Regions from separate parts of the Homo sapiens genome. Here region 2 is linked to region 1. Evidence: read pairs that join two places in POLR2A ChIA-PET (ENCODE). Cell type or tissue: PC-9. All regions are shown on one strand. Each heading gives the region's core, and the rest is flanking DNA. Links, peaks and the distances in the headings are about the cores only.

Region 1 (2,907 bases), core at 118-2,617:
CAGGCTGGCAACAGGTCAGTAACCCCCAGGATGGAGCTTCCTGAGGAAAAAGCTGGCTGTCATTTTTGATGTTTTCCAGCCTTCACTGGTGATACCTCCAGGTATGGGAAAACCCAAAGCAACTAGTGTCTGGAGTGGACCCCCAGCAAACCACAGCAGCCCTTTGGTAGAGTGGTCTATTAAAAGAAAAACAGAAGACAACAACAACAACAGCAACAAAAATACCCCATAAAAATCCCACTCAGGTCAGCAACCTCAAAGACCATAGGTAGAAAAGCCCACAAAGATGAGAAAGAATCAACATAAGCCCGGGAGTTAGAAGCTGCAATGAGCTATGGTCGTGCCACTGCACTAAAGCCTGGGTGACAGAGCGAGACTGTCTCTAAAAATTATAAAATAAAAGAAGAGGTTTTGGAGAGATCATAGCAGACAGAAGGCAGGACTAGATTGCAGCTCTGGACAGAGCAGTGGGCAGCAGCTTGCATTGTGAATTTTAGCTCCAGATCAACTGCAAGAACAAACCAGCAATACTGAGAGAAACCACAGACCCTCTGACAGAAGTGGACTGCTCCTGCAGAACCCAGGAGACCACCCCCGCACCCCCCGCCAAAACAAAACAAAACAAAAAAACTGTGAGTGCCCTAATTGCGGAAGCGGGAAAGGGAGACCCTCCTCTCCCGAACACACACCTCCACTGGAGAAGGTGAAGGTCTGTTTGCAGAAGTTTCCGACTTTACCTGGAGCTAAGTCAATTTGGAGACCCGAGTGAAATACAGGGGTAGAGGAAGCAGCAGAAAGGCCCTGGGAGCTCGCAGGTTACGGGAGAGAAGCATAGAGTAAAACTACACGGGGAGAAGCAAATCTATAGCTGAACTTTGTAACAATTTGAACGGGGTGAGAAGCCTCCTAGCCTGAACTCGGGGTAGGATGCAAATCTGGTGCGCAGACTCCACAGGCAGGGGAGGAACTAAGCCCTTTTCTTTCGCAGCTGGGAGGTGGATAGCCTGGGGCACGTTTTCAAGCCCATATTGCTCTCCACCTGGAAACGGTCTGGGGGCTCTTGAGGGGTAGGGGGACGCGGTGGGAGTGAGACCAGCCCTTCGGGTTGCATGGGAGGTGGGTGAGGCCTGTGACTGCCGGCTTTCCCCCACTTCCCTGACAACCTGCATGACTCAGCAGAGGCAGCCATAATCCTCCCAGGTACACAACTCCAGTGAGTTGACAATCTCACCCCCATCCCCCACAGCAGCCACAGCAAGACCCACCCAAGGAGAGTCTGAGCTCAGAACATGCCTAGCCCCGCCCCCACCTGATGGTCCTTCCCTATCCACCCTGGTAGGGGAAGACAAAGGGCATATAATCTTAGGAGTTCTAGGGCCCCGCCCACTACCAGTTCCTCACTATAGTACCACAGCTGATGCTCTCTGGAAAGTGCCACCTCCTGGCAGGAGGCCAACCAGCACGAAAAGAGAGCATTAAACCACCAAAGTTAAGAACCCTCACTGAGTCCATTGCCTCCACCACCTCCACTGGAACAGGCACTGGTATCTATGGCTGTGAGACCCATAGACAGTTCACATCACAGGACTCTGTGCAGACAACCCCCAGTACCAGCCTGGAGCCGCGTAGACTCGCTGGGTGGCTAGACCTAGAAGAGAGACAACAGTCACTGCAGTTTGGCTCACAGGAAGTCACATCCATAGGAAAAGGGAGACAGTACTGCATCAAGGAAACACCCCATGGGACAAAAGAATCTGAACAACAACCTTCAGCCCTAGACCTTCCCTCTGACAGAGCCTACCCAAATGAGAAGGAACCAGGAAACCAACCCTGGTAATATGACAAAACAAGGCTCTTCAGCGCCCTCCCCCGACGCCCACAAATCACACTAGTTCACCAGCAATGAATCCAAACCAAGAAGAAATCCCTGATTTACCTGAAAAATAATTCAGGAGGTTACCAGCCTGGCCAACATGGCGAAACCCTGTCTCTACTAAAAATACAAAAATTAGCCCAATGTAGTGGTGCACACCTGTAATCTCAGCTACTCAGGAGGCTGATGCAGGAGAATTGCTTGAACCTGGGAGGCAGAGGTTGCCATGAGCTAAGATCGCCCCACTGCTCTCCAGCCTGGGTGACAGAGCGAGACTCCTTCTCAAAAAAAAAAAAAAAGAAAGAAAGAAAAAGAAAAGAAAACAAACAAAAAAACCCAGCACTCTGGGAGGCCGAGGCGGGTGGATCACAAGGTCAGGAGATCAAGACCATCCTGGCTAACACAGTGAAACCCCATCTTTACTGAAAAATACAAAAAATTAGCTGGGCATAGTGGCAGGCGGCTGTACTACTCGGGAGGCTGAGACACAAGAATGGTGTGAACCTGAGAGGCAGAGCTTGCAGTGAGCTGAGATCATGCCACTGCACTCCAGCCTGGGTGACAAAGCGAGACTCCGTCTCAAAGAAAAAAAAAGGAATTCAGGAGGTTAGTTATTAAGCTAATCAGGGAGGAACCAAAGAAAGGCAAAGCTCAGTGCAAGGAAATCCAAAACATGATACAAGAAGTGAGGGGAGAAATAGTCAAGGATTATCAAGAAATATTCAATAGCTTAAAGAAAAATCAACAAAAAAAATTCAGGAAACTTTGGACACACTTTTAGGAATGCAAAATACTCTGGAAAGTCTCAGCAATATAATTGAATAAGTAGAAGAAACAAATTCAGAGCTTGAAGACACGGTCTTTGAATTAACCCAATCCAACAAAGACAAAGAAAAAAGAATAAGAAAATATGAACAAAGCCTCCAAGAAGTCTGTTCTCGTGCCATTAATAAAGACATACCCAAGACTGGGTAATTATAAAGGAAAGAGGTTTAATTGACTCACAGTTCCACATGGCTGGGGAAGGCCTCACA
Region 2 (2,907 bases), core at 105-2,604, 230 kb before region 1:
TTATAATCCCTTTTTGATAAGGTCACACGACTATTCTAAACTCCAGGTGATCAATTGACAATTGAAATCTTGCAGCCGAGCGCGGTGGCTCATGCCTGTAATCCCAGCACTTTGGAAGGCTGAGGCGGGGGAATCTCTTGAGGCCAGGAGTTTGAGACCATCCTGGCTAACTTGGTGAGTCTCTATGTGGTGGCACACATCCGTAGTCCCAGCTACTCAGGAGGCTGAGGCATGAGAATCGCTTGAATCTGGGAAGTGGAGGTTGCAGTGGAGGGACACTGCACTCCAGCCTGGGGGACAGAGTAAGACTCAGTCTCAAAAAAAAAAAAAAAAAAAAAGAAAAAGAAAAAGGAAAAGAAATCTTGTTAACTGGCCGGGCGTGGTGGCTCACGCCTGTAATCCCAGCCAAGGCAGGCGGATCACGAGGTCGGGAGATCGAGACCATTCTGACTAACACGGTGAAAGCCCGTCTCTATTAAAAATACAAAAAATTAGCCGGGTGTGGTGGCGGGCGCCTGTAAGTCCCAGCTATGCGGGAGGCTGAGGCAGCAGAATGGCGTGAACCCGGGAGGCGGAGCTTGCAGTGAGCCGAGATTGCGCCACCGCACTCCAGCCTGGGTGGCAGAGCGAGACTCCGTCTCAAAAAAAAAAAAAAAAAAAAAAGAAAAGAAATTCTGCAACACACCTTGTACTTGAGTTGGGTGGTGCCTTTGTTTCAGCAAAAAATCTTCATTTTCTCTCTCCTTCTCACCCAAATACCCAATAGTATGTTTAAATAATAGCATTGGGATTGGAACCCAGGCAGTCTGGGAGCTCCAGGCCCCTAGTCTCAACCAATATGCTATCCTTTAATACCAGGCAAATGGAAGGGAGACTCCGGAAAGGAAAAGCAGATGACATTTTATCAAATCAGTATTGGTATAGAATGACATAGATGTTATAATGCATTGAGCTAGAATGGAAAATTTTATCCTGGAGAACCCTTCTTAATGGTGTTTTTAAATCTGTGTGCCAGTAGAGCCCATACTAATGGAGTGCTAGTCCTCAATATTCTCCCCTAACACCCATTCTCACTCTGCTAATAAACTGTCCCTCAAAATCAAAATGAAAGTGTCACGTATGTACACTTTCCTTTTGGAAAGCATTTTGGTATTTTTCTACCTGACAGCTAGGAAAACAGATAATTGATTGATTTGTTGCCTTTATTGTTTTTAAGTGCCTCTTACTTCGTGCATAGAATTTGGGGCATTTCCTGAGGAGTAATAAGCCCTCAGGAGGAGACCTTATCCTCCAAGGTATAGAAAGTCCTAGCAGACGTTGGTGGCCAGGAAGTGCCCTAGACTGGAATTATTTTTGTTGTTCTAATCTGAAAATGACAACATAGAACACAGCCAACAGCATGCAGCATTTTATTATGGTGATGCAGCTTTAATTGGTATGTAGAGGGCATGCCTGTGAAATTAGTCCTTAGTGTATTGGCCAATCAGATCACTTTCAACGTTTCCCAATGTTTAGTTTCATCTTATAATTAAGTAATAATGATCATTTCCTGGCAGCTAATGACTAGCTAGAGGAGTTAGAAGCCTCATTAGGTTTATAATTTATCAAACTCTAAGCTTTTCATCAGTAGTGTTGCAAAAAGAGAAAGCATCTTCAAATTCCAAAATGATTCAAAACAATCTCTAACCGTATTTCATATATGTATTCACTTGTTCTTTGAAGGGTGACTTTATTTTTAAACTTTTAAAAATAACTGTATTTTATTATATAAGCAGGAAAAAATGTTTGTGTGACTTAGAGGAAGAAGGAAAGAGATGTATTGAACTCTGTTAGCACATACACACACTCTAAAAGCAGAATTGATAGACCGTGTTTCCTTTAAGAATCTTTTTGTGACAATTCCACACCCTTTCCTGAAGCTGGCTTGACTATCCATTAATTCCAGCAATAGCATCATTGTATTTACTCCACAGATATTTATTGAGCACCTACTGTGTGTTGGGCATTATGCTGACGATACTGCAGGGGCCAGAAGAGAACGGGGGGAGATGGGAACAAAACCTCCTGTCTTTATTAAGCTGATATTATCATCTTAAAGTTTCTGTCTTCAAAATTACCCTGGAAGACTGCAATTAGATATGTTCAAAGAGGCCAAGCTAAAGGTAGAGGAAGACCCTCACTGAACCATGTGGACACCTTGCCTCTGACTGTCTCCTCATCCATACGGCCATTACATAGTAGCTCCAGCTTCTGCTAACTCAAGGGTCACTCACTGATCAACCATATTTGGGGGATTACAATCCTCCTTTTGGTGAGAGAAAGTGTAAATCTCTTCTCCTAGTTTGAGACCTGCCCTCCTCTTCGTTTTGGGACCTGACATGAGCTGGTCATAAAAGAAAAAACCAGAACCAAAAAACAGTGTCTTCTAATTCCAACTCGTTTCCCCTTGAGTTCCTAATGGTTGGGGTATTTATTAAATAAGTACAGCCTGATGGAGGGACAGCCAGACCTACCATTCAGGTTGTAGAATTCTAGAAATGTGGAACTCAGGGACTCTTCCAAAGAAATTCTGTCCTGCCTAAATCAGGTCTGAAAGGCCTCTGGAGAAATGGAACAACAGCCTATGTGTACTCACTCTCTTGGTCTTTCATTGGAGTCACTCCTGGGAATCCCTCAAAGATATTTTCTGTCCACACACTCATGAGTTCCTTGAAGCAGAGTAATCTTAGGTGCTCAGAGAAACTCCGTAGTTCCTTCACCATAGGAGCCACTTGAGATGTGAGGTCCTCTGGATCATCAGGGTTGGCAAAAGCACGCAGCAGAACTCCAGGGAAACTGCTGGCATTTGGTTTGTGCTGTCAGATCAATCCTAGGATTTCAACATCAGAAATACCCATTATTGTCCTC

Evidence for each region. ChIA-PET counts read pairs that join two places held together with the same protein. Peaks named below come from ENCODE experiments on the same cell type or tissue, not always from the same donor. Only the 100,000 strongest peaks of a DNase experiment are listed, where the experiment ranks them.
Region 2: POLR2A ChIA-PET joins it to region 1 with 8 read pairs; 2 of 35 experiments call an interaction of 5 or more read pairs at or near these places.

Annotation. Positions count from the first base shown.
Region 1 is chr4:76,867,115-76,870,021 of GRCh38, forward strand. No RefSeq gene overlaps it. Among named protein-coding and RNA genes, the nearest start is that of SOWAHB, 30 kb to the right of the region's middle. In PC-9, for the core only: a CTCF peak has its summit at 1,881; a DNase peak (open chromatin) is centred at 1,317; H3K4me3 peaks cover 1,339 bases; H3K27ac peaks cover 1,949 bases.
Region 2 is chr4:76,633,016-76,635,922 of GRCh38, forward strand. All of the region lies in intron 2 of SHROOM3 (shroom family member 3), which reads left to right. LOC105377290 (a long non-coding RNA gene) reads right to left here. Exons shown (of 4, transcript XR_001741404.2): 3 at 2,636-2,907. Among named protein-coding and RNA genes, the nearest start is that of MIR548AH, 59 kb to the left of the region's middle. In PC-9, for the core only: no CTCF peak of the experiment used is centred there; a DNase peak (open chromatin) is centred at 1,406; H3K4me3 peaks cover 685 bases; H3K27ac peaks cover 1,926 bases.